2 separate regions of the Homo sapiens genome follow, and region 1 is linked to region 2. A link is a loop called in an ENCODE intact Hi-C map of the cell type or tissue named here. Cell type or tissue: B cell. All regions are shown on one strand. Each heading gives the region's core, and the rest is flanking DNA. Links, peaks and the distances in the headings are about the cores only. Region 1 overlaps SUFU (SUFU negative regulator of hedgehog signaling). Region 2 overlaps SLC68A1 (solute carrier family 68 member 1).

What was found. A loop is a pair of places that touch in the nucleus more often than their neighbours do. Peaks named below come from ENCODE experiments on the same cell type or tissue, not always from the same donor. Only the 100,000 strongest peaks of a DNase experiment are listed, where the experiment ranks them.
Region 1: it touches region 2 in a loop (14-fold over the local background); 10 of 110 quality-filtered maps call a loop at or near these places.

What each region holds. Positions count from the first base shown.
Region 1 is chr10:102,574,307-102,590,341 of GRCh38, reverse strand. All of the region lies in intron 3 of SUFU (SUFU negative regulator of hedgehog signaling), which reads right to left. Among named protein-coding and RNA genes, the nearest start is that of TRIM8-DT, 61 kb to the left of the region's middle. In B cell, for the core only: CTCF peaks have their summits at 6,164 and 6,369 (motif pointing right); a DNase peak (open chromatin) is centred at 6,351.
Region 2 is chr10:102,469,798-102,485,832 of GRCh38, reverse strand. SLC68A1 (solute carrier family 68 member 1) reads right to left here. Exons shown (of 10, transcript NM_024789.4): 4 at 15,758-15,840; 5 at 14,716-15,168; 6 at 14,437-14,560; 7 at 12,883-12,979; 8 at 12,092-12,263; 9 at 11,821-12,014; 10 at 8,788-10,111. The coding sequence ends at 9,849. It overlaps ACTR1A (actin related protein 1A), which reads left to right. Exons shown (of 11, transcript NM_005736.4): 5 at 100-224; 6 at 1,457-1,673; 7 at 2,730-2,822; 8 at 3,658-3,832; 9 at 3,935-3,996; 10 at 4,661-4,701; 11 at 4,868-6,604. The coding sequence ends at 4,970. It overlaps LOC124902493 (a long non-coding RNA gene), which reads left to right and starts at 12,918. Exons shown (of 3, transcript XR_007062270.1): 1 at 12,918-12,998. RefSeq lists a silencer at 11,925-12,368. In B cell, for the core only: a CTCF peak has its summit at 6,712 (motif pointing right); a DNase peak (open chromatin) is centred at 6,702; H3K27ac peaks cover 627 bases.

The sequences.
Region 1 (16,035 bases), core at 3,306-11,305, 100 kb before region 2:
TACAAAAAATTAGCAGGGCGTGGTAGAAGGCGCCTGTAATCCCAGCTACTCGGGAGGCTGAGGCAGGAGAATCACTTGAACCTGGGAGGTGGAGGTTGCAGTGAGCAGAGATTGCGCCACTGCACTCTAGCCTGGGTGACAGTGTGAGACTCTGTACTCTGTCTCAAAAAAAAAAAAAAAAGAAAAAAGAAAAAAAAAAAGAAAAAGTCGGGGGGGAGGTGGTTATACACAATGACCAAGTAGAATCTATCCCAGAAATGCAAGGTTAGTTATACACAAGAAAATCAATGTAATACAGATTATAAAAATTACTACATGATCATGTCAATAGACACAGAAAAAGCATTTGACAAGATCCTTTTCATGATAAAAAAAAAAACTCAGATTTGGAATAGATGGAACTTCCTCATCTTGATAAAGGACATTAACAAAAAACCCCACAGCTAACATCATACTTGATTAATGGTAAGTGACTGAACTAATTCCTTCTACGATCAGGAACACGACAGAGGTGCTTACTCTCACCACTTCTATTCAACACTGTATTAGAGTGCAAGCCAGGACAATTAGGCAAGAAAAAGAAGTACAAAATAAAAGGCCAGGTGTGGTGGCTCACGCCTCTAATCCCAGCACTTTGGGAGGTCGAGGCAGGTGGACCACCTGAGGTCAGGAGTCTGAGACCAGCCTGACCAATATGGTGAAACCCTGTCTCTACTAAAAATACAAAAATTAGCCAGGCGTGGTGGCGTGCACCTGTAGTCCCAGCTACTCGGGAGGCCAAGACAGGAGGATTGCTTGAATCTGGGAGGCAGAGGTTGCAGTGAGCCGAGATCATGCCACTGCATTCCAGCCTGGGTGACAGAGTAAGACACTGTCTCAAAAAAAAAAAAAAAAAAAAAGAAAGAAAGAAAATACTTCCAGATTGGAAAGGAAGAAGTAAAACTGCCTCTATTCATGGATAGCATGATATTGTATACAGAAAACCTTAAGGAATGTGCTAAAAATTACTAGAACTATTAAACAAGTTCAGCAAGGTTGTAGGGTACAAAAACAATATGCAAAAGTTATTTGTATTTGTATATACTAGCAAGGAACAATCCAAAAACAAAACTAAGGCCATGCATGGTGGCTCATGCCTCTAATCCCAGCACTTTCAGAGGCCGAGGTAGGAGGATTGCTTGAGCCTGGCAGTTAGAGACCAGCCTAGGCAACAGAGCAAGAACACCCATCTCCATACACACACACACACAAATTAGCCAGGCATGGTAGTGCACACCTGTAGCTGCAGCTATCTGGGAGGCTGGAGCAGGAGGATGGCTTGAGCCCAGAAGTTGAAGGTTGCAGTGAGCTATGATCACATCACTGCATTCCAGCCTGGGCAACAGAGTGAGACTGTGTCTCAAAAAAATAAATAAATAAATAAATAAACAAAATAAAAAATGAAAGTAAGAAAAACAATTCTTTCACAGTAGCATCAAATATAATACAATGCTTCATTTAACAAAGGAAATGAAAACTTATACTCTGAAAACTACAAAACATCATTGAAAGAAATTCGAGAAGACCTACATAAACGGAAAAATATCCAACATTCATGGATCGGAAGACTTAGTGTTGTTGAGATGGCAGTATCCCCAAATCCATCTACGGGTTCAGTGCAATCCCTATGAAAATGCCAGGTATGCTGTTTGCAGTAATTCACAAACGGATTCAAAACTTCACGTGGAAATGCAAGACACCCAGAATAGCCAAAACATTCTTAAAGAAGACGAGCAAAGTTGAAGGTCTTAATTTTCCTGATTTCAAAACTTGCTACAAAGATATAGTCACCAAGTCAGTGCGGCACTGGCATAAGGACAGACATTTGATCAATGTAATAGAATTGAGAGGCCTGAAATAAACTCTCACATTTGTGGGCATTAATTTACTTTTCTTTTTTTTTTTTTTTTGAGACAGAGTCTTGCTCTGTCGCCCAGGCTGGAGTGTAGTGGCACGATCTCGGCTCACTGCCAACTCCACCTCCCAGGTTCACGCCGTTCTCCTGCCTCAGCCTCCCGAGTAGCTGGAACTACAGGTGCCCGCCACCACGCCCAGCTAATTTTTTGTATTTTTAGTAGAGATGGGGTTTCACCATGTTAGCCAGGGTCTCGATCTCCTGACCTCGTGATCCGCGTGCCTCGGCCTCCCAAAGTGCTGGGATTACAGGCGTGAGCCACTGCGCCCAGCCTGTGGGCATTAATTTTCAACAAGGGGGCCAAAACAATTCGATAAAGGAAATAGTCTTTTCAGCAAATGCTGCTAAAAGAACTGGATACTCACACGCAAAAGGATAAAGTTGGAGCTCTTTCTTATATCACAAACAAAAGTCAATTCAAAATGGATCACAGACCTAACTGTAATAGCTAAAACTATAAAACTTTTAGAAGCAAACATTGGAGTAAATCTTTTGACCTTGGATTAGGCAAAGGTTTCTTCCATACAATATCAAAAGCATAAGTAACAAAGGATAGGTAAATTAGACTTCATCAAAATTAAAACCTTTTGTGCTGGCTGGGCGCAGTGGCTCATGCCTGTAATCCCAGCACTTTGGGAGGCTGAGGTGGGCAGATCACCTGAGGTCAGGAGTTCAAGACCAGCCTGGCCAACATGGTGAAACCCCGTCTCCACTAAAAATACAAAAAAATTTGCCGGGCGTAGTGGTGGGCACCTGTAATCCCAGCTACTCGGGAGGCTATGGCAGGAGAATTGCTTGAACCCGGGAGGAGGAGGTTGCAGTGAGCCGAGATCACGCTACTGCACTCCAGCCTGGGTGACAAGACCAAGACTTCGTCTCAAAACAAAACAAACTGTTTGTGCTGTAAACAATACCATCAAGAAAGTAAAAAGAAATGCAAAGCAAAATCACTTTTGAGATATCACTTTATACCCATTAGGGTGACTATTAATAAAAAAAAGAAAACAGAAAATAAGTGCACAAGTGTTGGTGAGGATGCAAAGAATTTGGAATCCGTGTGCATTGCTGGTGGAATATAAAATGAAGCAGCCGCTGTGCAAAACAGTACGGCGGTTCTGCAAAAAAAATTTAAACACAGAATTACCATATGATCCAGCAAGCTCACATCTGGGTATATAGCCAAAATAACTGAAAGCATGGTCTCAAACAGATATTTGTATACCTATGTTCACAGCAGCATTATTCACAATTGCCAGAAGGTGGAAACAACCCAAATGTCCATCAAGAGATGAATGGATTAACAAAATGTAGTATTTACACACAATGGAATACTATTCAGCCATAAAAAAGAAATTCTGGCAAATGCTAAAACATGGGTGAAACTTGATAATATTATGTTAAGTGAAATAAGCTAGACACAAAAGGACAAATACTGCATGATTTCACTTACATGAAGTACCTAGGGTAGGCAAATTTATAGAGACAGAAAATAGAATGGTGGTTGTCAGAGGCTGGGGGAGAAGCGAGTGGGGAGTTATTGCTTAGTGGGTACAGAGTTTAAGTTGGGGAAGATGAAAAACTTCTAGAGATGGATGGTGGTAATGTCTGCAAAACAATGTGAATGTACTTAATAATGTCACAGAACTGTACACTTAGAAATTGTTAAAATGATAAATTTTATGTTACATATATTTAATCACAATTTCTTTTTTTTTGAGACGGAGTCTCGCTCTGTCGCCCAGGCTAGAGTGCGGTGGCGTGATCTCGGCTCACTGCAAGCTCCGCCTCCCGAGTTCTGGCCATTCTCCTGCCTCAGCCTCCCGAGTAGCTGGGACTACAGGCACCCGCCACCATGCCCGGCTAATTTTTAGTATTTTTAGTAGAGACAGGGTTTCACCGTGTTAGCCAGGATGGTCTCGATCTCCTGACCTCATGATCCACCCGCCTCGGCCTCCCAAAGTGCTGGGATTACAGGCGTAAGCCACCGTGCCCAGGCTTAATCACATTTTAAAAGAAAAAACCCAGAGAATGAGAGAAAATATTTGCAAATCATATATCTAATAAGTATCCAGCATATATTAAGTATTTTGTATCCAGAATATATAAAGAGTTCTTACAACTCAATAATAAAAGATAAATAATTCAATTTAAAAATGAGCAAAGGATCTGAATATATTTCTCCAAAGAAGACATACAAATAGCTGGCCGGGCATGGTGGCTCACACCTGTAATCCCAGCACTTTGGGAGGCCAAGGCGGGCAGATCACCTGAGGTCAGAAGTTCAAGACCAGCCTGGCCAACATGGTGAAACCCCGTCTCTACTAAAAATACAAATATTAGCCAGGTGTGGTGGCATGAGCCTGTAATCCCAGCTACTAGGGAGGTTGAGACAGGAGAATTGTTTGAACCCGGAAGGCAGAGGTTGCAGTGAGCCAGGATCGTGCCATTGCCTTCCAGCCTGGGCAACAGAGTGAGACTCTGTCAAAAAAAAAAAAAAAAGATATACAAATAGCTAATAAGCACATAAAAAGATCCTCAATGCCATTAACCATCAGAGGAATGCAAATCAAAACCACAATGAGGCCAGTGCAGTGGCCTCCCAAAGTGTTGGGAGGCCAAGGTGAGAGGATCGCTTGAGGCCAGGAGTTTGAGACCAGCCAGGGCAACCATGGCAAAACCCCATCTCTATAAAAAACAAACAAACAAACAAAAAATTAGCTGGGTGTGGTGGCCCAAGCCTGTAGTCCCAGGTACTCGGGAGGTTGAAGTGGGAGGATTGTTTGAGCCCGGGATGTGGAGGCTGCAGTGAGCTTTGGTCGCACCATAGTATTCCAGCCTGGATGACAGAGTGAGACCCTGTCTCAAAAAACAAAAGAAAAGAAAACAGAAAACCCACAATGAGACACCACCACTTCATATCCACTAGAATGTTTAAAACAAAAAAGATGGCAATTACAAGTATTATCTGGCAATAAAAAGGAACAAAATACTAATATATACTATAACATGAACCTTAAAGACATTATGCTAAGTGAAAAAAGCCAGTCATAATAGACCTTATATGATTCCATCCATATGGAATGTCCAGAATAGGCAAATCTATGGAAACAGATAGTAGATTAGTGGTTGTCTAGGGCTGTGATGGTTGGAGGGAATAGGGAGTGACCAATATGAGGTTCTTTTTTTATGGTGATGGTTTCACAACTGTGGATTACATGGTATGTGAATCGTATGTCAATAAATCTGTTATTAAAAAAGAAAATATAGCAGGCAAAAGGAAGGAATCTTGAGGCACAGGCAAAGTAGGGGAAGCAAGGCCAAGCCTTTAAATTCCTTGTTCCCACCACCCCAGGCACAGCAGCCTGGCCTGGGAGAAACCTGACCCATAATGCTGAGACATCACAGCACTGTGTATGTCTACATGACCTGAACAATCACCTACTAACATGTTCTTTTCTACAAATGAGAAAAGGATGCTTGAGATTGCCCACAGTCTCACAGTACGTCAGTGATGATGGGCATGGCCCAACACTTTCCAAACTTTGGGCTCATCCACAACACCCATCAGCATGTTTGCCATATCTGTGCACCATCTGTACCATTACTTACCTGTATTTTTCCCCCTAAAATTGACTTGCCTTTTTTTTTTAACCTAAACAAACTTACTCTGAAAAGGCAACTTCATATCACTATACTAAATAAGGAAAATTAATGGCAAATTAGCGTTGCTTACCTCAAGTGGTAACTTCAGGATAATATAACAAAATGTTATTAATTTCTAACTGATATTGTTGCCTACCTAAAATTGTTTAAAAAATGAAATAAACAAGGGTCAAAGAGCTGTTCAAGGTTTAAAGAGTCATATAGAGCTGAGACAAAATCACCAAGACTGAGAGAGAACAAACTGGGCCGGGCATGGTGGCTCATGCCTGTAATCCTAGCATTTTGGGAGGCCCAGTGAGAGGATCTCTTGAGCCCAGGAGTTCAAAACCAGCCTGGGCAACATAGTAAGACCCCATCTTAAATTAAAAAAAAGACAAAGAGAACCAAAGAGAGAAAAGTGGCTTCACTATTCATGCTACCAGTTACCACTCTTGTGCAGTTACCAGCTGAAATCGCCTGCTGGTTTTGGCAAACCCTGGCTTAGTGGTGAACTTCGGAGTTGGGAAGGCCCTGTTTCTATTTGCCTCCATCCCTAACTGGATGTGACCCTGGGCAACTTGCCCAAACACAGTATCTAAGCCTGTTAACAGGAAATAGCGTGCCTACTCAATATGCTTTCTACTGCAGTATGTTATTACTCGTGTACTGGAATACAGTACAGATACTCTCACCCAAGTCACCAGAAAACAGGACTGGCCACAGAGCTTGTCGCTACCAGCAAGTGCCCAGTAGGTGGCACCATTGCTCCTGGTTTAAGAAACAGATGGGCCAGTTCCCTGGAGCTCTGCATCCCTATCTGATGTCTAGTCTGTAGAAACATACCCCAAACCGAACATCACACACCAGGGCCTGTTGTGGGGTGGGGAGAGGGGGGAGGGATAGCATTAGGAGATATACCTAATGTTAAATGACGAGTTAATCGGTGCAGCACACCAACATGGCACATGTATACATATGCAACAAACCTGCACGTTGTGCACATGTACCCTAAAACTTAAAGTACAATTAAAAAAAAAGAAAAAAGAAAAAGAAACATACCCCAAACCGGGTGGGGATTTATTTAGGCTGGAAACAGGGAAAAGGCTGGAAAGATTTGGAGCCATGACCTTTGACCTTTTATTAACCAGAATTAACATGATTTTAAAATACTGTGCAAACCCAAACTGTTTGAACCAGAATGACCAAAAAGCACTTTGTGCAGGCTTAATAACTTGGGAAGAGGCTTAATTTAGGCAGCTGGGAAAGGGAGACTCTAAGGCAAGAAAAGGGAGTCGGGCCCAGGTGTTGCTCTAGGATCAACACGTTCCACCCTGAGCATGTGTGATCAGGCTTTGGCCAAAGGTACTCCTGAGTTAAAGTGGGGAGCAGAAAGTGCAACTTCCATCAGAAATGCTTGGAGAGCAGGACACTAACAGAAACTTCTAGTGAGGGGCAGGGTCTTCCGCAGCTCTGCCTGATGAAGGAACTAGACTTATGAGCTCTTCTGTGGACAAGAAATGGTCTTTCTTAACAATGAAAGAGCCCTGGTCACAGTTTTCAAGCATGGGACAAAGCCACAATGAGTTCATTCTTGAGTCCGGTCTGGTCTTTATGCCCTGGATGCTCAGACCCATTCTGTTGGAGCCACTGTGGGGTCTCAGCACTCAGGCCCCTGCGCCCACCCTGGGAAGCTCTTGGCCCCTTCAGAGGGGCTTTCAAATGCTAATAATGTCTCAGTTAGAGGCCCAGCTGTTCAGTCCAGCGGTTACAGGAGCTGGCTTCCTCTCTCTTGCTCCCCAAGGTATCCTCATTGAAAAGTCAGGGTGAAAATCCCAGAGACCTCCACTTAAACCACACAGCAGAGGCTCCCCCGCACCCAGTGTCTGAAAGAACGTCGCCATTCCAGGTAAGGGCTGGGTAGACACTTTCTATTCCCTTCCCTCCTTGGAGCTTTGCCCCCAGGTACCAGGAGAAACCTCCCTCAGCTACCCGACTTTTATGTTGTTTGGCAAATTCACTGGAAGGGAAATACCACTCCAGGATAGCAAAAGGAGTCTCTCCCCTCCCCGCCAAAAATGCTAGTTACAGTTCTACACCTTGCTCACTTGGGAGAAAGATTTCATTCCTCCACGTCTCATTCCCCATTAACAAACAACTCCTGGGCAAGAACTCTGAAAACGTGGGGGGTGCTGAACAGGCGCACAGAATCCTACTGGCTCCTCCAATTGGCCATCACCCCACCCCCACCTCCCTGACATCCAGCTTCAGTTATGGTGGTTTGAAGTTGGACTGTCCCGGATATAATAAGTTAGCAAAATCTAGGGAGAGGGGTTGCAGAAGAAAACAGCTATTGTTTGTAAAATAGTGCTGCCTTTGAAACATAGAAGCAAATACATTCCTTGAGTTCTTACAAATACATTCTTCAAGAGTTCTTAATTCATCCTAACTCTAGACAGTGCCAGCCTGCCTCCCTTCTGTGCAAAAGTACAGGCCCCGTGATGTTCTACATAATAGCCTGGAAACTAACACCCCAACCCAGGGTCAGAATTAACATGCTTGGTCTGTGGAGCGGGGACTAATGTTCCCTTTGGGAGCCCAGGAGCGTGAAGCTTGGCGCTGTGAAAGCCAAATGCCCCTTTTCTCCAGGTGCTCTTCTGCGTGCTCTGAGATTATTCCGTGCTTTCCAGGGACAGAGAACAAGGGCAGGAAACGCAGCTGGACTGTGCCAGGTGTCACAGGAGTGGCTAGTCTGCAAGAGGTGTTTTTGAGAGAGCAGGAAAATGGGAGGTGACCCAAAGCAGGCTGGGAGACTCAGGTCTGTCAACTTGGAGGTCAAATATTTGACAATGGCACAGCCATCATAATCTCTCAAGAAAAAATCTCCACTCCTCTTGCATTTCTGGTGTTCACAAATCATTCTGATAACCAGGGCTTAAGTGTCTTCTGTGAACACCCGGAGCTGGTCCTAGGGGGGCTTAGCAGTTCTTTCCCAAAATGTCAGATGTGCCAGACATGTCCCCAGTAACACAGACTGCTGAGGAGGAAAGGTTCAGTTAGCCTATGCCCCATATCTGGAAGTCCCAGGATGAAGCCGACACCTGTGGGGAGACTGGCAACTGCCTAACCCGCCCTCCTTCCTGAGAAGGCTCAAGCTGCTACTGCTGCGGCCATGGTGGACTGCGCAGCGGAGCTGGGCCCAGAGGAGGCTTCCTCTGAGATTGGAAGACAGCTCCTTCTCAAGTCAACAGAAGGCCCACGAGCAGAAATATATTTACGGGGGCAGAACTACAGGTCCACACAGGCCTGGGAGCTTCATGACTCCCCAGTGAGAGGAGGAGAAAATCTGGAGTTTTTGTTGAACAAAACATCTCTGGCTGAGGCAGTGAAGGAAATAAAGTTCAAAGTTAGTCCTGTTGGCTTCTGCCCAGCCCAGATGCTCCTAATGGGGGCCACTCAGTCTGCCTACTGCCCCCACTGGATCTCTCTGTAAGCCCATACTAATTTCTAAAACCCATGCCTAATTTCTTCTTCTTCTTTTTTTTTTTTTTTTTTTTTTTTTTTTTTTGGAGACAGAGTCTCTCTCTGTCGCCCAGGCTGGAGTGCAATGACACAATCTCGGCTCACTGCAACCTCCACTTCCTGGGTTCAAGTGATTCTCGTGCCTCAGCCTCTCAAGTAGCTGGGACCACAGGTACACACCACCATGCCCAGCTAATTTTTGTATTTAGTAGAGATGGAGTTTTGCCATGTTGGCCAGGCTAGTCTTGAACTCCTGACCTCAAGTGATCCACCTGTCTCGGCCTCCCAGAGTGCTGGGATTACAGGTGTGAGCCACCACGCCCAGCCCAAGCCTAATTTCTAGACCAGAGAGGAGAATAGGGATGTGTGTGCCTAGTCTATTGCCAGAAATGAAAAGCCTACAAAGTTTTAGGCCACAGGGTGTAGCACAGCCACAAATGACATTTCTGGAGCCCTTAGCACACCCGCACAATGCTACCCTCATTTTAGGGAGGAGTAACCCCAGGCACTGTACAGAGGGCACTGCCCTCAGGAAGACACAGAGCCTCCTCCAGGCAAATTCTCCCTCAACCTAACAGTACCCACCCACCAAAGGAAGGCAGCAGATCCTCTTCTTGTCTGATCAACACTGACTTTTCCTGGTAACAGCAACTCTCCTTCCTCCAGGAATCCAAATAAAGCTGAGAGTGAGCACCTCCCTCCACTTCCCTGCCTACCCGGCTCCATACCCCCTCCCCAAGCCAAAGAACCTTACAGCAGAGTAATGACGCAAGACCCACACTAAGAACTAGGACAGAAACCTTGCAGCAGAGTCTTGAGACAAGGCCCACACTAGGAACTGGGACAGAAATTGAATACAATGATGTATAAACAGCGTAGGAGCAAAAAAAATAAACACATCCTGCGTAATTCCCCTTTAACAGTGGACCTCCTGCAAGGAGAGGAAAAGATGGGATACTCCCCAGCTCAGAAGCTACAATTTGTTACAAACCAACAGAATTTCGCACCCCTGCCTTTCTCCCAACACAGTGCACAGCAGACAGATGCTCCAAAGGAAGGATAATCCCAGGAACATGGCTGACTGCTCAACAGCCCCTCTGCAGGGCTTCCAATCAAACTCCAAAGAAGGGGAAAGACAGAAACTCTCTTTAAGAAAGAAAAAACAACAAAGCAAACAAACTGGGGGCGGGGGGGGGGTGCGGGGGAGGAGACCCAAAACAGATTCTCTGTACATGTGGCTGAGGAGCTCTTGGGGCTAGAAGGTAAAGTTCTTCATAGCTGGTCAAATGGCGCAGATGGTGACCAGTTGTAGAGTTTCCCAACTTGGTCATGTGGTAGAAGCAAGAATTAACCCCTACCCTCACCCACCTACCTTTTCAAAGTTCTGGATGCAGTTTTATCACTTGAAAAGTTCATTTGAGTGTTTGGTTTGAGAGCTTCCCTCAGCTAGCTCTGTCTGATATTAATTTGGCTAAATGTGGTTGCAAGACATGGAGACGGGAAATGAATACGCAGTCCCACTTGATTAAAGAAGACTGAGAGAAGACATATTTGCTCTTGCAAAACTGAAAGGAAATGTAAAGGCTATTCCTTCCAGGTTTTGCCTGGAATCAAAGGAATCGCACAGCTAGCCAAAGGAGACTCAAAACTGCTTCCCTATGCATTTTCTCCAGAACCGCCCGCTCTTCAGCTTCCTTCCTGTCCCTCAAAGCCGCAATCATAAAGGCAAACAGTGAAGTGTAAGGAAAATCCCTTTATAAGCAGAGATGCTCAGTAAACTGGAATACAAGTCACAGCAGGGGAGGTGGGAGGCTGGCGGGCTGCCAGAGACCCTGCAGGTTCTCACCCCAAAGCGAGTGTAGGGGGCTGCAAACCTTTCAGAACTGGACTGATGCAGTTTCGCTAGCTAGAGATAGACTGTGGACCTGACACTCACCCTGTGCCCACATGGGCAGGGCACACAGCAGACAGCCTCATTCTCCCCCCAATGAGGGTGAGGACCCTGACTGCCCACAGAGCTCAGGAGGGTTCACCTGGCCACAGCTTGTAGCTGTCACTAGTCAAACCTCATTTACTCACCCATATATGCTATGCCCACCTGTAAAGTACACAGGTCCTTGCTTACCCCTTAGAGAGAGCCTGAAGTCCTAATCTAGCAGATGCCTTCACTTTTCTTTTTAAGCAGCTCCATCTGTTTAGACACCTGTCAGCATGAGAAGGCAGAATCTTCTGCCCACAAGCTTGTAACTGAGCAAGACCTGCCCTTGTTCCTCTCTCCTTCACCAGCACGAGGGCCTGCCACCTACACACAAGGCAGAGCCCAAGCCTCTTTGCTCTTTTTTTTTTTTCTCCCTTTGAGACAGAGTCTCACTCTGTTGCCCAAACTGGAGTGCAGTGGTGCCATCTCAGCTCACTGCAACCTCTGCCTCCCAGGTTCAGGCAAGTCTCGTGCCTCAGCCTCCCGAGCAGCTGGGATTACAGGCGCGCACCATCATGTCCATCTAATTTTTTTTTTTTTTTGAAACGGAGTCTTGCTCTGTCGCCAGGCTGGAGTGCGGTGACATGATCTCAGCTCACGGCAACCTCTGCCTCACAGGTCCAAGCAGTTCTCCTGCCTCAGCCTACCGAGTACCTGGGACTATAGGCACGCGCCACCATGACCAGCTAATGTTTGTACTTTTAGTACAGACAGGGTTTCACCATGTTGGCCAGGATGTTCTCAATCTCTTGACCTTATGATCCACCCGCCTCAGCCTCCCAAAGTGCTGGGGTTACAGGTGCCACTGCACCCAGACTAATTTTTGTATTTTTAGTAGAGATGGGGTTTCACCATGTTGGCCAGGCTGGTCTCGAACTCCTGACTTCAAGTGATCCACCCACCTCGGCCTCCCAAAGTTCTGGAATTACAGGCATGAGCCATCATGCCTGGCCCCAAGCCTCTTTGTTCTTTGTTTTTTGTTTTTGTTTTTTTTTTTGAGACGGAGTCTCGCTTTGTCGCCCAGGCTGGAGTGCAGTGGCGCGATCCCGAGTAGCTGGGATTACAAGCGCCCACCACCACGCCCAGCTAATTTTTTTGTATTTTTAGTAGAGACGGGGTTTCACCATGTTAGCCAGGATGGTCTCGATCTCCTGACCTCGTGATTCACCCGCCTCGGCCTCCCAAAGTACTGGGATTACAGGCATGAGCCACCAGCCTCTTTGTTCTTAAAGCCAAAGGGACTAAGGAGGTTTTAAACTCGTAGTCCTGGCCAGGCACGGTGGCTCACGCCTGTAATCCCAGCACTTTGGGAGGCCGAGGCGGGCAGATCACGAGGTCAGGAGATGGAGACCATCCTGGCTAACATGGTGAAACCCCATCTCTACTAAAAATACAAAAAAATTAGCCGGGCATGGTGGTGGGCACCTGTAGTCCCAGCTACTCAGGAGGCTCAAACAGGAGAATGGCGTGAATCCGGGAGGCGGAGCTTGCAGTGAGCCGGGATCGTGCCACTGCACTCCAGCCTGGGCAACAGAGCGAGACTACGTCTCAAAAAAAAAAAAAAAACAACTCGTAGTCCTATATACATTTCAACCAAAGAATGCCAGGAGGGCTGGGTGCAGTGGCTCACGCCTGTAATCCTAGCACTTTGGGAGGCTGAGGTAGGTGGATCACTTGAGCACAGGAGTTTGATACCATCCTTGGCAACATGGCAAAACCCTGCCTCTGCAAAAAATACAAAATTTAGCCAGGTGTGGTGGCACATGCCTGTGGTCCCAGAGGCTGAAGTGGGAGGATCACTTAAGCCCTGGGAGAGGGAGGCTGCAGTGACCCATGATCACACCACTGCACTCCTGGGTGACAGAGTAAGACGTGAGACTCCATTTCCAAAAAAAAAGAAACAAGAAAAAAAAATCCCAGGAAATCCTTTGAAGCTTTAAAATCCAAGACTAGCCTGGCCAACATGGTGAAACCCTGTCTCTACTAAAAATACAAAAATTAGCTTGGCGTGTTAGTGGACGCCTATAATGCCAGCTACTCAGGAGGCTGAGGCAGGAGAATCGTTTGAACCTGGGAGGCGGAGGTTGCAGTGAGCCAAGATGGTGCCACTGCACTCCAGACTGGGCAACAGGGTGAGACTCCATCTCAAAAAAAAAAAAAAAAGAAAAGAAAAAATCCAGGACATGCTTCTACTCCTCCCATCTTCTTCCTGAAGAGACCAGTTAAATCAGGAATGAAAACCCATTTAGACTGGGTACAGTGATTCACACCTGCAATCCCACAGCTGAGGCAGGAAGGTCGCTTCAGACCAGGAGTTCAAGACCAGCCTGGGCAACACAGTGAGACCCTGTCTCTACAAAAAAATTTAAAAATTAGTCAGGCATGGTGGTGCACACTTGTAGTTCCACAGCTACTTGGGAGGCTGAGGCTTGAGGATCATTTGAGCCAAAGCATTCCAGGTTACAGTGAGCTATAATTGTACCATTGCACTCCAACCTGGGCAACAGAGAAAGACCCTGTCACTGCAAAACAAAACAAAACATTTAGTTGCCATGGACCTATAAACTAGTATGGTCACTTTGGAGGACCAAATGGCAGAATCTATTAATATAAAAGGTAACTTCCCTTTGACCCAATCATTCTACTTATAAATATCTACCCTAGAGCAAAACATGTCACAAGGAGGAATGAATAAGGATGGTCACTGCATCTTTGTACTGTTTGTAATACTGCAAAAATGGCAACAACCTAAAGGTGCATCACCAGGGGAATAGTTAAATTATGGTTTATTCATACAATAAAATCACAGACAACAGTAAAAAAAATTAAATAAAGATCTTCAAGACATACCGTCAACTGAAAAATCCAATTGTGAAGGGCAGTACAGTTTCATTTACATTAAAGAAAGAAAAAAAAACATAGAAACCCAAACCATTTCATAGGTACCCAGAAGAAGGTGAATACATAGAAAAAAATCTGGCAAGCTGCAAGGACGCACACCAAATGGATAAAGAGGGTTTCTTTAGCGAGGGCCCTGAGATTGGGTGGGGTGGTCACAGAGAACTTTGACTTTATCTGTATAGTCTAAGTTTTTAACATCTGAGGTCAGTTGCAGTACCTCATGCCTGTAATCCCAGCACTTTGGGAGGCTGAGGTGGGTGGATCACTTCAGTCCAGAAGTTCAAGACCAGCCTGGACAACATACCAAGACCCCATCTCTACAAAAAAAAAAAAACACAGAAAAATTAGCGGGGTATGGTGGCATGTGCCAGTAGACCCAGCCACTCAGAGGCTAAGGTGGGAGGATCACTTGAGCCCGGGAGGTTGAGGCTGCAGTGAGCCAAGATCACGCCTCTGCACTCCAGCCTGGCCAACAGAGACCCCGTTTCCAAAAAAAAATCTGAAATTTATTTATGTATTATCTATATACTTAATGTTGGAAAGATGATCCTCCTCCTTGACCCCTCTGCTATGTGGCACCAGCAGCCATCACACTGGCTACTGTGGCATCACTCCAAATGCAGTGGCACTAATCTGGACATGCCAGGAAGCTAGGTGGTATGATTTGAATGTCTGCCTCCTTCAAAAGGTATGTTGAAACTCAGTCTCCAATCTAGCAGTATTGAGAGGTGGGGCCTTTAAGAGGTGATTGGGTCATGTGGGCCCTGCCCTCATATATAGATTAATAAGTTAATGGATTATCACAGAGGTGGACAATGGGGGTAGAAACTGGTGGGTTTATCAGAATAGAGACCTGAGCTAGCAAGTTCAGCCTCCTTGCCATGTGATGTCCCTGGGACTCTGCAGGGACTCCTCACCAGCAAGAAGGCCTTCATCAGATGGGGCCCTTTAACCTTGGACTTCTCAGCCTCCATAACTGTAAGAAATAAATTCCTTTTCTTTATAAATTAGCAGTTTCAGATATTCTGTTATAAGCAGCAGAAAATGGACTAGAACATTAGGAGCCATCCTTGGCTGGCAACTAAAATGGCACCACTGGCATTTTCAACCAGGCTAGCTTTTTAAAAAAATTTTGAGACAAGGTCTTGCTCTGTTTCCCAGGCTGGAGTGTGGTGGCACCATTATGGCTCACTGTAGCCTTAACCTCCTAGGCTCAAGCAATCCTTCCACCTCAGCTTCCCGAGTAGCTAAGACTACAGGCACACCACCATGCCTAATTTTTTTTTTTTTTTGAGACAGAGTCTTGCTCTGTCACCCAGGCTGGAGTGCAGTGGCTCAATCTCAGCTCACTGCAACCTCCGCCTCCCGGGTTCAAGTGATTCTCCTGCCTCAGCCTCCTGAGTAGCTGGGACTACAGGTGCATGCCACCATGCCGGGCTAATTTTTTGTATTTTTAGTACAGACAGGGTTTCACCATATTGGCTAGGCTGGTCTTGAACTCCTGACCTCATGATCCGCCTGCCTTGGCCTCCCAAAGTGCTGGGATTACAGGAGCCACTGTGCCCGGCCTGTTTCAAGGCTTTTTTAGTGACGAAGATAAAATACATTTTTTTTAAAAGAAAGAGAAAACACATCTTTTGTTCATCTTGCTAATTAGAATCCAAATTTAAGAATATAACATTTTTACTTATTTGATTTTATATTTGTATCTTTTATTTATTTTATTACTGTTTTAGAGACAAGGTCTCACTGTGTCACTCAGGCTAGAGTGTAGTGGCACAATTACAGCTCACTGCAGGCTCAAATTCCTGGGCTCAAGCAATCCTCTCGTCTTAGCCTCTCAAACAGCTGGCACTACAAATGTGAGCCACAACGCCTGGCCATATATTTGTATCTTTCTAATCTTATGCTGAACATCTTGCTTTCTAACATAATTACTTATTTGCTTTATCCTATTATATCCATATACTAGTTTTAGGTTAAAGTCAATATTTTTATTAACAACATGATTACTGAAAACAGTTTTTTCTGTCTTTGTGTA
Region 2 (16,035 bases), core at 3,308-11,307:
CCGGGCTCTCAAACCAGCAAGGCAGGGTCTTCTCCCCTAAGACTAATGAAGATGGAAATCTGGCCTTGGCCTCATTGTCTCCCGGGCTCCTTTCACCAGCATCCTGTGCTCCTGACTGAGGCGCCTTTAAACCCACGAAAAAACCGGGAACGAGCTGCCGAAGTTTTCTTCGAGACCTTCAATGTGCCCGCTCTTTTCATCTCCATGCAAGCTGTACTCAGCCTGTGAGTAGCAGCTGGCTAGCCCGGCCCCTGCGGGGAAAGCAGTCCTTTGGCACAGCTGAGGCTGGCTCTCCTCTGGAATGGTTCAGAGTAACTTGAGCCCCCTCTGCTAGGGAAAGGTTAAAGATGGTGGGAAAGAGAGAGAGGCTTTTGCTGAAACTGAGCACTGAGGCTTCGTAGTTGAAAGCAAAGAAGGACATGTGGCTGCTATTGACCATATCCCAGTGTCAGGACTCCTAGTGGGTTTGGTCCCCAAGGCCTTGGCTGGGCCTGCCGAGGCAGCCACATGCTGCAGCAGCTCTTCCCGGAGGCCCCCGTAATGTGTCCACTTATTATTCAGCACTTACTGTGGCCAGCTGCTCTGCCAGGCTGTGAGACAACCATGATCCGAATGCCACCACAGTCCTTGTTCCCATCCCCCGTGGCTCCTGTCACACTCCTACCCCACCTCACACCAGAGTGAGGTCTACGGCAGAGATTATCCACAAGTGACCTACACGTGGGATTTATTTGACCCCATTAACAAACTGTGAGCCAGCATTTAAAAATCAAGAGGTGTCCCATCAAAACCCAAATTTTTGGCTTCTCTGAAAAAATGGGAAGATCTGGGAAGGTCGGGCACACATTCCCACAGGGCAAAAATCAGCTGGAGCTGAAGAGCGGCTGCCACTTGAGATGGGGCTGGCAAGCCCACCCTCCCCACAGCCTGTCCATGCTCTGTTGGCCTCTCCGCACTGAAGCAGGGGGTCAGTTGCCTCACTTGCCTTTTTTTGGAGGGAGGCTGACAAAGGTCCCCGGGCTCTCAAACCAGTAAAGCAGGGTCTTCTCCTGCCTTTGTTTTTTATGGAAGTGAAAAATATTCTTATTTTTCTTTACTCTTACTTTTCCTGCCTGGCCCCTGTTGACATTTGAGGGTTTTTGCCTTTTGTCTAGAGAGTTAAAACTGGCCCCTAGGCTGGGTCTCTGAAGCAGCTGAAGGCCAGGCCATCTCAGACAGGAAGGCCTGCTCTTCTGGGTACGGGGAGGGAACTTGGAGAAGATCAGCAACTTCCGTTCAGGTATTTCATGGCTTGCTCCAACACCTGGGCTTCCTTAGTACCCAGTCCATTCTACAGACCCTGGAGAGAGGCAGGCCCAAGCTTTAGTTTAGCTGACATTGAACCCTAAATAAAGAAGTGTATTTCTTCCCAGCGTGAGGAGGCAGTGCTGAGTGACGGTTTGCCCCTTTGCTTCAGTTACGCTACAGGCAGGACCACAGGGGTGGTGCTGGATTCTGGGGATGGAGTCACCCATGCTGTGCCCATCTATGAGGGCTTTGCCATGCCCCACTCCATCATGCGCATCGACATCGCGGGCCGGGACGTCTCTCGCTTCCTGCGCCTCTACCTGCGTAAGGAGGGCTACGACTTCCACTCATCCTCTGAGTTTGAGATTGTCAAGGCCATAAAAGAAGTAAGTGCTGCCCCCTGGGCCTAGGGATGGAGTGGGGGTTGGGAGCATAGCACCCAGGACCTTGGTGACCTGCCAGTGAAGCCAGGCAAAGCACCTGCCTGGGGGTCCCTGGTGAGGCCTTGTTCTTCCCAGCCAGGTCTCCCCTACGTCACACTGACAGATTCGCCTTCCTGACGTGCTGCCATCTTGTTGGGGGAAAGGGAGCTGCTTCCATTTCTTCAGTTGGGTGATGGCTACATAGGGGCTCAGTATGTTTTTTATACCTTATATGCAAATTACATAGGGTTTGGTTTTGTTTCATTTTGTTTTGTTTCTGAGATGGAGTCTCGCTCTGTCGCCCAGGCTGCAGTGCAATGGTGTGATCTCGGCTCACTGTAACCTCTGCCTCCCGGGTTCAAGCAATCGCTTGAATCCTGCCTCAGCCTCCCAAGTAGCTGGGATTATAGGTGCCTGCCACCACACCCCACTAATTTTTGTATTTTTAGCAGAGACATGGTTTCACCATGTTGATCAGGCTGGTCTCAAACTCCTGACCACAAGTGATCTGCCCGCCTCAGCCTCCCAAAGTGCTAGAATTGCAGCATGAGCTACCGCGCCCACTCCTGGTTTTTTTATTTTTATTTTTTTAACATCCTTGAAGAAGTCATAATACATTTAAAACATTTGTCTTTGTAAGTAAACTGAAACCTCCTGCCACCTGTGGCTATAGGGAAAACTCGAGCTGGGTAGGACCAGAACCATATGAGTGGTAGAAGGAGAAAGATGCCTGGGCCTGGGCTGAACTTAGGTTGTGGTCTCAGACCTAGGATCCAGGGGCCAAGTTTCCAAGCTTGCCCATCAGGAAGGTGGAGCGGTTAAGAACTCATATGCTAAATGCCACCCAGTGAAGGCCAACAGAGACCTCACTGCCCCTGCTTCTGGGCAGCAGCTATAGTGACCATTGGGGCCATCACAACGTTTAGACAGGTTTGTGCAGCAGCACATTCCTCCCCTGGGCCTTTGACTGGATGTGCACCAGATTTCCTGCCAGCCTGACTGTCTTGCTTGGATCTGCAGAGAGCCTGTTACCTATCCATAAACCCCCAAAAGGATGAGACGCTAGAGACAGAGAAAGCTCAGTACTACCTGCCTGATGGCAGCACCATTGAGGTAGGTGGCCTGCCTTCTTTCTTCGGTCCCCTTAGGTCCACAAAAGCTCTGGGCCCAACCAGAATTCTCCATCAGGGTCTGGAGTCTGGCAGGCCAGTCCCTTTACACCAAGCTTGTCCAACCCCTGGCCCATGGGCTGCACGTGGCCCAGGATGGCTTTCAGTAAGGCCCAACACAAAGTCGTAAACTTTCTTAAAACATTATGAGATTCTTTTGCAATTTTTTTTTTTAGCTCAGCAGCTGTCATTAGTGTTAGTGTATATTATGTGTGGCCCAAGACAATTCTTCTTCCAATGTGGCCCAGGGAAGCCAAAAGACTGGACACCCCAGCCTTACACCCTCTCTCTGGAGCAGCAGAGCTCCTGAGCATGAGTGGCCCTGTCTCCTGCAGAGGAGGCAGCCAGAACTTTGCTCCCTCCCGCTAGAGGGGAGGAAGCTCCTAAGGGATTGTCCCACATCAGTATGAGATTAGGAAGTGGGATGGTTAGTGCCATCCTTCACCACACCTGGGTGCAGTGTAGGGTGAGTTACCACTCCCTTGAACCCCCATTGCTAGGAAGACGTTTCCATGAGCAAATAAATCCATGTACTGATGCCAAAGACCTCTTGGCTGGAAAATGCCAGAGCGAGAAGGAAATATAGGAGCCTCCCCTCACTAGTTTCCAGGAGGCCTATCTTTGTTCCTTTAAGCCCTTGACATGTAGAGTCTGTCTTGAGCCTGGCCTTCATAGCCACCCAGTTACTAAGTGACGTGCAGAGGGGCGTCTTCCATTCCCACTCCCAAAGGGACCTTGGTCCCAGCTCCGACCTCTTCAGCTGGCCCTCCTACCTGCAGATTGGTCCTTCCCGATTCCGGGCCCCTGAGTTGCTCTTCAGGCCAGATTTGATTGGAGAGGAGAGTGAAGGCATCCACGAGGTCCTGGTGTTCGCCATTCAGAAGTCAGACATGGACCTGCGGCGCACGCTTTTCTCTAACATTGTCCTCTCAGGAGGCTCTACCCTGTTCAAAGGTTTGTCTCTTCTCTTGGAGCCCTTCCCCTGGAAGTGTTCAGCTCCTGCTGGCTCCAGGCACCCTGAGAATTGACTTGAAGTTCTCCTCTTTGCCCATTCAGGTTTTGGTGACAGGCTCCTGAGTGAAGTGAAGAAACTAGCTCCAAAAGATGTGAAGATCAGGGTAGGAGCATGGTGGGGCCTGGCCTGGGTGGAACTAGGCTTCCATGGACAGAGTGCCACCTGGCGTAGCTTCCCTCTAGCTTTGCCCAAGCTCTTCAAGCAGCCATGGCTCTACAAGCAGCGCCAGGTTCCCAGCCTGTACACTGACCCTGAGGTCTAGGTCAGCCACAGGGAGGCTGAGTTCTCATTCTCCCTCTTCACACCAAAGGCAGGCAGTTCTAATACCCAGATGAGGCAGGGTACTAGGTAGAGGGCCCCCTGCGTGATCTTTCAGGGAAACTATAATCTTAAGAGGAGACTGACTTACTGTTGCTGTGCCCCCTGCCCAGGTGGCTCCCCTGTCACACAGTCTGACACCTTAGTGATAGGTGAAGGAGGTTGGCTGTCTGAGGAGAGCGGGGATCCTAAAGGAAGGAGTACAGTTCTTGCCATGGAGTCTGCTTCTCCCTGCCCCCCCCAATAGTCCCAGCTTCCCTGGGACCTGTGGGGACTGGAAACCTGCTTCCCCAGATGAGTGGCAGGCTGGCCACAGTGCCCTCCAGAGAGGCCAGAGCTTCAGGCTTGTGTAAAATGTATCCCCTGCCATGGGCAGAAAGAGGAGCATTGTAGGGAAAGGGAGCGGGAGGGCTGGAAGTCTCAGATTCCTCTTTCCCCCACCTTTGCAGATATCTGCACCTCAGGAGAGACTGTATTCCACGTGGATTGGGTGAGTAGCTCTTCCAGGAGTAAGAACAGAACAGGAAGTGATGGCACTGATAACCCCTCAGCACCCTCTAAAGAAAAGCCTGATTTGGTTTGGCCCCAGGGGACTGGTAGGCTCCACACACAGCCACTTCTCTCTCACACAGTTCCTCTGGGTTTCCTCCCTCCAGGGGCTCCATCCTTGCCTCCCTGGACACCTTTAAGAAGATGTGGGTCTCCAAAAAGGAATATGAGGAAGACGGTGCCCGATCCATCCACAGAAAAACCTTCTAATGTCGGGACATCATCTTCACCTCTCTCTGAAGTTAACTCCACTTTAAAACTCGCTTTCTTGAGTCGGAGTGTTTGCGAGGAACTGCCTGTGTGTGAGTGCGTGTGTGGATATGAGTGTGTGTGCACATGCGAGTGCCGTGTGGCCCTGGGACCCTGGGCCCAGAAAGGACGATGAACTACCTGCAGTGGTGATGGCCTGAGGCCTGGGGTTGACCACTAACTGGCTCCTGACAGGGAAGAGCGCTGGCAGAGGCTGTGCTCCCTCCTCAGGTGGCCTCTGGCTGGCTGTGGGGGACTCCGTTTACTACCACAGGGAGACAGAGGGAGGTAAGCCATCCCCCGGGAGACCTTGCTGCTGACCATCCTAGGCTGGGCTGGCCCCACCCTCACCCCCACCCCCAGGGTGCCCTGAGGCCCCAGGCAGCTGCTGCCTCCACTATCGATGCCTCCTGACTGCACACTGAGGACTGGGACTGGGGTTGAGTTCTGTCTGGTTTTGTTGCCATTTTGGTTTGGGAGGCTGGAAAAGCACCCCAAGAGCTATTACAGAGACTGGAGTCAGGAGAGAGCAGGAGGCCCTCATGTTCACCAGGGAACAGGACCACACCGGCCACTGGAGGAGGGCAGGAGCAGTCCTCACTCTGAATGGCTGCAGAGTTAATGTTCCCAGCCCAGTCCCCTTTCGGGGGCCTTGGGAGAGTTTAAGGCACCTGCTGGTTCCAGGACCTCGCTTTCCATCTGTTCTTGTTGCAATGCCATCTTCAAACCGTTTTATTTATTGAAGTGTTTGTTCAGTTAGGGGCTGGAGAGAGGGAGCTTGCTGCCTCCTGCCTTGCTACACTAATGTTTACAGCACCTAAGCTTAGCCTCCAGGGCCCCACCTCTCCCAGCTGATGGTGAGCTGACAGTGTCCACAGGTTCCAGGACCATTTGAGATTGGAAGCTACACTCAAAGACACTCCCACCAGGCTCTTTCTCCCTTTTCCTCTTGCTCACTGCCCTGGAATCAACAGGCTGGTTGCTGGTTAGATTTTCTGAAACAGGAGGTAAAATTTTTCTTTGGCAGAGGCCCCTAAGCAAGGGAGGGGTGTTGGAGAGCCAGTGCCCTTAAGACTGGAGAAAGCTGCAATTTACCAAGTTGCCTTTTGCCACTGTAGCTGACCAGGGGACTAGGTTGTAGAGGTGGGAAGGCCCCCTCTGGGCTGATCTTGTGCCATTCTTGACCTTGGACCTGCTTGGTTAAGGAGGGAGTGGGCCAGACCAGAGTGCCAGGAGCTAATGGAGCCAGGCCTGACTCCTAGGAGTGGTCCAAAGGCCTTCAGCCTAGATGGTGCAAAGCTGGGGCCAGCCTGTCTTCACCGGCACCCTCACCTGTGACACCAAGACCCACCCCAATCCCAGACTTCACACAGTATTCTCCCCCACGCCGTCCTATGACCAAAGGCCCCTGCCAGGTGTGGGCCACAGCAGCAGGTATGTGTGAAAGCAACGTAGCGCCCCGCGGACTGCAGTGCGCTTAACCAACTCACCTCCCTTCTCTTAGCCCAAGCCTGTCCCTCGCACAGCCTCGCACAAACCACATTGCCTGGTGGGGCCCAGTGTACTGAAATAAAGTCGTTCCGATAGACACGTCAGCTGGGCCTCTATCTGTCTGTCACCAGGGCCAAGTGGAAAGAGGAAGAGCAGCAGGCACTGAATCTGAGGTGGTGACTGGGCCTGATCCATCCTCTAGAGGGCATCATTGCACCAGCCAGCCTTGTCCAGAGCATAGCCCAAGTCCCAGCCTGTCAGGTGGATGCAGAGAAAAGGGTGATCACACCACAGCCTAAGTTCAAGAACAGAAGGTCCCACTCCTGTGTACACTGTAGCCCATGGGTGAGACTCAACTCCAGATGACAGGAGCAGCTCTCAACATCCCTGAAATCAAAGATTCTCAAAACTGTCAAGTGAATAAGAAGGCCAGGAGCTTGGCCGGGCACGGTGGCTCACGCCACACCTGTAATCCCAGCACTTTGGGAGGCCAAGGCAAGTGCATCATAAGGTCAGGAGTTCAAGACCAGCCTGGCCAAGATGGTGAGATCCCGTCTCTACTAAAAACTACAAAAATTAGCCGGGCGTGGTGGCAGGCGCCTGTAATCCCAGCTACTCAGGAGGCTGACGCAGGAGAATCGCTTGAACCCGGGCAGTAGAGGTTGCAGTGAGCTGAGATCGCACCAGCCTGGGCGACAGAGTAAGACTCTGTCTCAAAAAAAAAAAAAAAAAAAAGAAGAAGGCCAGGAGCTTATTACAGTGCAGTTTCCAGGGCCCATACTCAGATATCCTGATTAATCACTTCTCCGTTTAAAACCTGCACTTGGGAGGAAAATTGCCAGGTCTTTGCCAAATGGTAACTATTTAATCTTCCCAATAACCTTACAAAATATACGTGCTTTTGTTGTCCATTTTACAGATAAGGATTTGGAGCCACAGAAAGATTAAGCAATTTTCCAAAGTTCTGCCTTTTTTTTTTTTTTTTTTTTTTTTTGAGATCATGTCTCACTTTGTCACCAGGCTAGAGTACAGAGGCACAATCTCAATCTCCGCTCACTGCAACCTCTGCCTCCTGGGTTCAAGCAATTCTCCTGCCTCAGCCTCCCAAGTATCTGGGATTACAGGTGCCTGCCACTGTGCCCAGCTAATTTTCATATTTTTAATAAAGATGGGGTTTGACCATGTTGGCCAAGCTAGTCTCGAACTTCTGACCTCAGGTGATCTGCCTGCCTCGGCCTCCCAAAGTGCTGGGATTACAGGTGTGAGCCACCGTGCCCAGCGCTGGCCTTTCTTAATCCCGAATGTAAACCCAGGCCATAGAACCTACAGCCTACATTTTTAATCACCATGCAGCCTGTAAAAAACCATTGGCCTAGAGCAGTGGTTCCCAATTGGAACCAATTTTGCCTCCCAGGACACATCTGGCAATGCCTGGAGATGTATTTGTTTGTCGCAACTGGTGTGTGTGTGGGGTGGGGTGGGGGGTGCTAAATGTCTACAACAGAGAACAATCTGGCCCCAAATATCTCCAGTGCTAGTGCCAAGGTTGAGAAATGGTGGCTGAGAGTCATGGTTTTCAGTGCCAGCTGCATGATAAAATCACCTACAGAGATGTTCAAAATCCTACTGCCCAGGCCATACCCCAGACACATTAAGTCAGAATCCCAAGGAATGGAACTGAGATGTCAGTATTTTTTAAGTTCCCCAGGGGACCCCAAGGCTGAGAACCTCGGGCCTAAAAGAGGCTCCTCTCTCTTTGACTACCATGTCCAGCAGTGATACATGGGAAATGCACTGAGGCCTAATGGTCATTTTGGGCCCGAGTGCCTATGCAGTTACCAATCTATGTTTTTCTCCCTGGCATCTTGGTAACCCACCAAGGTGGGTTTTTTTTTTCTTTGAGATGGAGTCTCATTCTGTCGCCCAGGTTGGAGTGCATGCAGTGGCGCGATCAATGCAACCTCCTCCTCCTGGGTTCAAGCGATTCTCCTGCCCCAGCCTCCCAAGTAGCTGGGATTACAGGCACACACCACTACACCTGGCTAATTTTTGTATTTTTAGTAGAGATGGGGTTTTGCCATGTTGGCTCAGGCTGGTCTCAAACTCCAGACCTCAGGTGATCCACCCACCTCGGCTTCCCAAAGTGCTGGGATTACAGGCATGAGCCACTGCGCCCGGCCTACCTACCACTCTTATTCAGAAAAATGCTCTCAGGGGCTTTTTCTAGTCAGTAAGGAATCCTGGTTCTCAACCCCAGCAACCCACCACTCACTCACACAGCACAGACTTGAGGAAAAAGAATGGCTGACTTTAATCAGTCTATAAGGAAATAAACATCTTTAGAGGCCGTGTGGGGGTGGGGGAGCCCTGCAGCAGAGGAGGCATGCCACTTCAAGCACAGCTGAAGCAGAGAAACCTCTCAGAGAAACCACTAGAAGGGTGGACGGAGTGGGAGGTGGGACTTACAGTCAGCTTTCCCTGACTGGGCAAAAGGGAGCAGTTGCAGTATTAAAAGTGGTTCCTGAGTCCACCACAGCGGCCAGCTCCAGTCAGGCAGCGGGATGGGCTCCCACGCCCCATGGCAGGCCTGTGTGCACCACAGGGCAGCCCCCTCCCTTCTTGGTCCTCTTCTGTCCTCCTGCCTTACAAGAGAAGCACGTCCCTGAGCACATATGGCCCAGCCCTTGCCCAAGCTGAGCCAGACAGGTAAGCAGAGACTTTCACTGCAGTGATGCTTCTGGCTCAGCCCCAGGAGCTACCCGCTGCCATGTCTTCCAGGCTGCACTAGAGGAAGGCAGTGGAGCAGGGTGCTGGTAAAACTAGCTCCTGGCCGAGTGCGGTGGCTCATGCCTGTATTCCCAGCACTTTGGGAGACCAAGGCAGGCAGATCACTTGAGGTCAGGAGTTCGAGACCAGCCTGGCCAATGTGGTGAAACCCTGTCTCTACTAAATAATACAAAAATTAGGTTGGCCACAGTGGCTCACGCCTGTAATCCCAGCACTCTGGGAGGCCGAGGCGGGCTGATCACCTAAGGTCAGGGGTTTGAGACTAGCCTGGCCAACATGATGAAACCCTGTCTCTACTAAAAATACAAAAAGTAGCCGGGCATGGTGGCACGCTCCTATAATCCCACCTACTCGGGAGGCTGAGGCAGGATAATTGCTTGAACCTGGGTGGTGGTTTCAGTGAGCCCAGATTGCACCACTGCAACAGATCCATTTTTTTGGGCAACAGCTCCAAAAAAAAAAAAAAAAAACTATGAAATCCTTAAAAAAAAAACCAAAAAAAACTGGCTCCTTCCCCAGGCTGCCAGCAGCATCCTCAGTGGGGTGACCTTGCCACAGCTCTCACACCATCTTAACATCCAGGGTTTGGGCCTGTGACAGGTTCTGGCGCTGGGCCTTGACCATGTGCAGGCGTCTCCCATGCAGCGTGAACTGGGACCAGGTGAAGAGCTGCAGCAGAGCACAGGTGATGGGCACCAGCACCAGCAGGTAGAAGCAGCCCTGGCGGAGCGTCGGGGCCTGTGCAGGGGCTGGAGCTGGGGGCTCTGGCCAGGGATGGGCACTCCCCACAGGGGTTATGAGGGACTGCTGGAAGAGGTCATGACCTAGGACAAGAGAGCACAGAAAGACCATGGTCAGCCCACTGTCCTCCAAGCCTTGGTGCCCTCCAAGTCTATGGTGTGACATCTCAGACACCACATGGACGTGTCCAGACCACAACTCCTGATTCCTCCAAACCCACTCCTCTCCTACTCTTCCCATCTCAGTGACGGGCACCACCATCCACCCAATAACTCAGGCCCAAAACCTCAAAGTCCTCCTCAGTTCCCTGGTTGGTTTCACGCCATCACTCCCCAACACCCAATCCTTCATCTCCCCCCAACTCCAAAACGTATCCCACCTGCCACCACCCTGGCCCAAGTCTCCACGGCCTCTGCCAGTCTCCCAAAGATGTCCCTGCTGTCCCCATTCTGGCCTCCCTATGATCTGCTGTCCATATGGCAGCCAGAGTGAACTTTTTTTTTTTTGGAAAGAGGGAGTCTCGCTCTGTCACCTAGGCTGGAGTGAAGTAGCACGATCTCCACTCACTGCAACCTCGGCCTCCCAGTTTCAAGCGATTCTCCTGCCTCAGCTTCCCAAATAGCTGGGGCTACAGGCATGCGCCACCACACCCAGCTAATTTTTGTATTTTTTAGTAGAGGCGGGGGTTTCACTATATGTTGACCAGGCTGGTCTCAAACTCCTGACCTCAGGTGATCTGCCCTCCTCAGCCTCCCAAAGTGCTGGGATTACAGGTGTGAGCCACCTCACCCAGCCCAGAGTGAATTTTGTTAAAAAGTCAATCACACTACGTCACTTCCCTGTTTAAAACCCTCCCTGGCCGGGCGTGGTGGCTCATGCCTGTAATCCCAGCACTTTGGGAGGCCAAGGTGGGTGGATCACCTGAGCTCAGGAGTTTGAGACCAGCCTGGGCAACCTGGCAAAACCCCATCTCTACATAAAATACAAAAAGTTACCCAGGCATGGTGGCATACGCCTGTGGTCCCAACTACTTGGGAGGCTAGGTGGCAGGCTCACTTGAACCTGGGAGGTCGAGGCTGCAGTGAGCCAAGATCGTGCCACTGCACTCCAGCCTGGGTGACAGGGAGACCCTATCTCAAAAAGTAAATAAATAAATAAATAAAAATAAAACCCTCCCAACAGCTTGCTTCCAACACTGCCCTGATCAACAAAGTCCTCTTCGCTTTTCCAGCCACATTTCCTAATCACCCCTGACACCCTGGGCCTTTGCGCCTGCTGTTCCCTCTGCCTGCGATTCACTGAGACCTTTTCTAGACAAATCCTTGCCATTCAGCTCACATCCTGAGGGGCACCTTCTCGGAGAGGCCTTCCCTGATAATACTACATAGCTTCTTGGTCACGCCATCTCACATCACCTTAATTTCACCATAACACTATTACTGCCTGATAATGTCTTGTTTGGATGTTTATTGCCAACCCCAGCCCACCCCTGACTAGAATACAAGCTCCGTGGTGGCAAAGACTTTGTCTATCTTATTCATGGTTAGCTCCCTGGCACCCACAGCAGGACCTGCAGAGAAGGGATTCCGTACATATTTGTTGAATGAATGAATAAATGAATGAACTAAGAAAGCATGGCGGAATCGGTGACCCAGTGACTCTAGCCATGTTGAGGGGACGCCAGTTGCCACCTTCCGTCACTGGACCCAGAGCCCAGGCTTGCCAGCCACTGTGCCAGGTAAGCTGTGCCCCCTGGAGCCTTAAGAGCCCTTGCCTGCTACCAGGCCCTCACCTGTGTAGAAACAGAGCAGCCAGGTGCCCAGCAGCGGGGCAAAGGTCTGGCCTGGCTTGGTCACCAAGGCAACCATGCCAAAGAGGAGTGCCGAGGCTGCCTGCTTGCGGTGGTTCAGCACCAGGTCCTCGTCTACCAGGTCAGTGACCACCAAGGTCAGCAGCTTACAGGTGCCCTCAGTGAAGACGCGGTTGCTGCAGTAGAGGGAGAGAGCAGGCAGGAATGAAGGCATGGGATGGAGGTGTTGCGGGGAGCGTGGGCAGGGGCATACCTGGCAATGAAGAGGCACAGCAGGCTGAGGTGGTCCGGGCCGGCCAACAACATGAGCAGGCTAAGTCCCAGCTTGAGCAGGAAGAGCCCCCGCACCACCGCGTAGACGCCCCAGCGCCGGCACAGGGACAGGAAGTAGAGGTTGTTGAGATGGGGAGCGACATAGGAGAGGCCTGGGGAGGAAGACGGGGAGCCACCTTGTCAAGGGCACTGCTGCAGTGCCAGTGAGCGCCATCAGCTTCACAGCCGACTGCATTCCTGTACACTAGCGATGCACTGGGCTCTGTGCTAAGAGCTTCACTGTCTTAGTTCATCTTCACAGCCCCTTAAGGTGAGTACTATTATCATCCCCACTTTACGGATGAGAAAGAGAGGCCCAAAAAGATGAACTAACCCACCTGAGGCTGCCCACCAAATGAGCACAGAGTCAAGACTCACACCCAGGCCCATCAGATGATATTCCTCTGTGTTAACCAGCCACTGCACCCCCTCAGGGTGCCACCATCTCCAAGAGGACCCACACCAGCACAGCCTCCGCCCCCCTCAACACCCACCACACCCTGCCCCCCATGCCCACTGCACCCGGCAGCACTTGGTGTCTTAAAAAGATTGTCCCTGGCTGGGCGCAGTGGCTCACACCTGTAATCCCAGTACTTTGGGAGGCAGAGGCAGGTGGATCACTGGGTCGGGAAATGGAGACCATCCTGGCTAATACGGTGAAACCCCATCTCTACTAAAAATACAGGTCTCTCTCCTTCCAGCTTGCATGAAGCACCCAAGGTCCACACTCACCCAACAGGATGGAGCCCGTGGAAAGGGAGATATGGTCGGACAACAGATGCTCCAGGAAGAGAGGGAAGAAGTTGCTGTTGAAGTGGCAGTGGAAGACCTGCAACCCGACAGGGATGGTGAGGAGGCTTCCAGTGGGAGGAGAGCTGACAAGGCCAGAAGCCAACAGGGGAACACACATCCCCCCCAACTCCCCATCCTCAGAGCAGCAAGAGCGAGAGCAGGCCTTTTTCCCCATGTCCCTAAACACAGAACATGCCAGAACACAACCTAAAACCACATTCCTGGTGCTATCTAACTTTGCTAAAAAGTTAGAAGCCACGGCAAAATAGTACTGGAGCAATTAAAAGCTTTTTCTTTTTAATTGAAAACACATTAGTGAGGCTCGGCACAGGGGCTCACACTTGTAATCCTAGCACCTTAGCACTTTGGGAGGCCAAGGCAGGCAGATCACTTAAGGCCAGGAGTTTGAGACCAGCATGGCCAACATGGCGAAACCCCGTCTCTACTAAAAATATAAAAACTTAGTCGGGTGTTGTGTTGCATGCCTATAATCCCAGCTACCCAGGAAGCTGAGGTGGGAGAATCATTTGAACCCAGGAGGCAGAGGTTGCAGTGAGCCTAGATCATGCCACTACACTCCAGCCTGGGCAACAAAGTGAGAAGAAAAAAAAAAGAAAAGAAAACACATTAGTGAAACAAATTTCATAACATGAAAACAGTTTATTTCTAAGTTCAGCCAGTTTATATACTGCATGTTTTAGGTACAGCACTTAGCTCTTCTTTTTTTAGAGATGGAGCCTTTCTCTGCCGCCCAGGCTGGAGTGCAGTGGTGCAATCATAACTCATTGCAGCCTCGAACTCCTGGGCTCAAGCGGTCTTTCCACCTTGGCGTCCCGAAGTGCTGGGATTACAGGCGTGAGCCACTGCACCTGGCAGTGGTTGCTGTCTTAAAAAGATTGTTAGAGGGTCCCCAAAGGGGGCATCTCTGTCTCATATCCTCACTTTACAGGAGAGGACAGGGCTACCCAGAGAGCCTGAGACCTGCCTAAGATCACATAGGGAGGGAAAAGCTCAGAGGGAGCTAGAATCCAGGCCTCCTGACTACTCAACCTGCATTCCTGCCATCGAATTGCCCAGCAGACCTCCTGGGTGGCCCAGAACTCAGTTCCCAGCTCTTTTTTTTTTTTTCTTTGAGAAGGAGTCTCACTCTGTTGCCCAGACTGGAGTACAGTGGTGCCATCTTAGCTCACTGCAACCTCCGCCTTCCGGGTTCAAGTGATTCTCCTGCCTCAGCCTCCCAAGTAGTTGGAATTACAGATATGCTGGAATTACACCACGCCCAGCTAATTTTTGTATTTTTATGGGGTTTCGCCATGTTAGCCAGGCTGGTCTCGAACCCCTGTCCTCAAGTGATCCACCCACCTCAGCCTCCCAAAGTGCTGGGACTACAGGCATGAGCCACCATGCGTGGCCAAGTTCCCAGCTCTTGAGGAGTCTGTCCCCTTGAGTGAAGTCCAGCCCAGCTGTAGAGGGGCCGGGAGCTGCTCCCCATACCTGCACCAGGTCCATGCTCACGAACCACAGGAAGTTCCGATGGCGTGCCAGCTGCCGGAGATACCGGCCCAAGGTGATGCTGTCCGCCTCCTCACTGCCTACAAGCAGCTCCTCTCCACACAGGCTATGGGGCAGAAGGGAGTGGAGAACTGCCTGGGGCTGGCCAGAGTTATCCCCCAACACATCCCAGGGCAGCCCCCATCAGCCGGGGACCCAGCACCGAAATCAGACTTAGAAGGTTGCTGGTGAGGACCTGAAGAGCCGGGGCTGGCCACTCACCCGCTATCCACAACCAGGCCTGAGCACCCTGGGTCCTTTCGGGCCGCCTCAACCCGCCGCCTCAGCAGCTGTGTGGCCCCCAGAAAGCCCAGCCCAGAGCTGACAGCCAGTGTCACGCAGAAAGCGCGGAAGGAGGAGAAATCCTCCTTGTTCCAAAAGGCATAGGATGCAAAGACAGAGAGGGAGCCGGCCGCGCTGAAGAGGGAGCAGTAGAAGTTGAGGTGGGTGCGGTCGTGGGCTGAGAGGGCCAGGTCGGCCAGCAAGGCATGGTGGTGCAGGTCCACGAGCGTCAGGAAGCCATCATAGAGGCACAGGCACAGCAAGAACTGCAGGCCAGCTGGGGCCCAGGGCACCCAGAACGCCAGGAACGACAGCGCCAGCAGCGGCCCATGCCAGCCCAGGGCCTGCACCCGGGCCAGCACCACAGCCCTTGAGGAGAGCCCGGCGCCTGACCTGCCGGGGAAAGGAGAGTTGTTGGGAGATGCCGTGTCAGACTTGGCAGGCTGAAGTTCCCCTTGCCCAGGCCCCAGGGGAGGGATGGAGGCCCAGGGTGTGGGACTCACAACAGGGTGGTGCCACTGTCCCCTAAGTCCCCAGTCTGCAACTTAGGAAGCACAACTCACCAGTGGGTACACTCTCCTCCTCTGCCCCAATTTCCACCCCCTTATTAGCCTGTTGGGCTGATGGCCAAAGGGTATGGGATGCCCACTTCTCAAGGTTGGGGGTGATGACGGGCTCAAGCAGGGATGGGGCAAAGGAATCTTCCAGAAGCAGCAGAGGGTGTTTGCAGTCCACAGTCCAGAGGGGCCAACCAAGCCAAGCCAGGGTAGATCTCTTCCCCTGCCGAGCCAGGCAAGTGTACGTCCAAGGCCACCTCTCCAACCCAAACAGAGCACCCTGGACCCCAGTAAGGGAAGAGCCATGGGCAACACTGAAATAGTCTCCCCTTCCTTCCCCACCCCAAACACAGGCAGGGGTCCTCCCTCCTGGGTAGCAGTAGGGTGGGACTGAACCAATTACGAGCTGTTCCCAATACACCAACCGGGGCTGGGAGCTGAGGAACTGCCGGTCACTGAGCCAACCGAAGAGGGGGTCATTGAGGCTGTTCCAGAGGAGAAACACTGTCTGCAGGCAGAGGGGAGACAGGAAGGTGGGCTCTAGACAGCATCCTCTCCAGGGCTCCTCCCCCCTCAGCCTGCTCACCACCCCTGAAAGATGGCCCCAGCTTTCCTACCTGCAAACCTTTGCTGGTGTCAGTTCCTCTGCTAAAACCCACTCTGGCCAGGCGCTGGTGGCTCACACCAGCACTTTGGGAGGCCG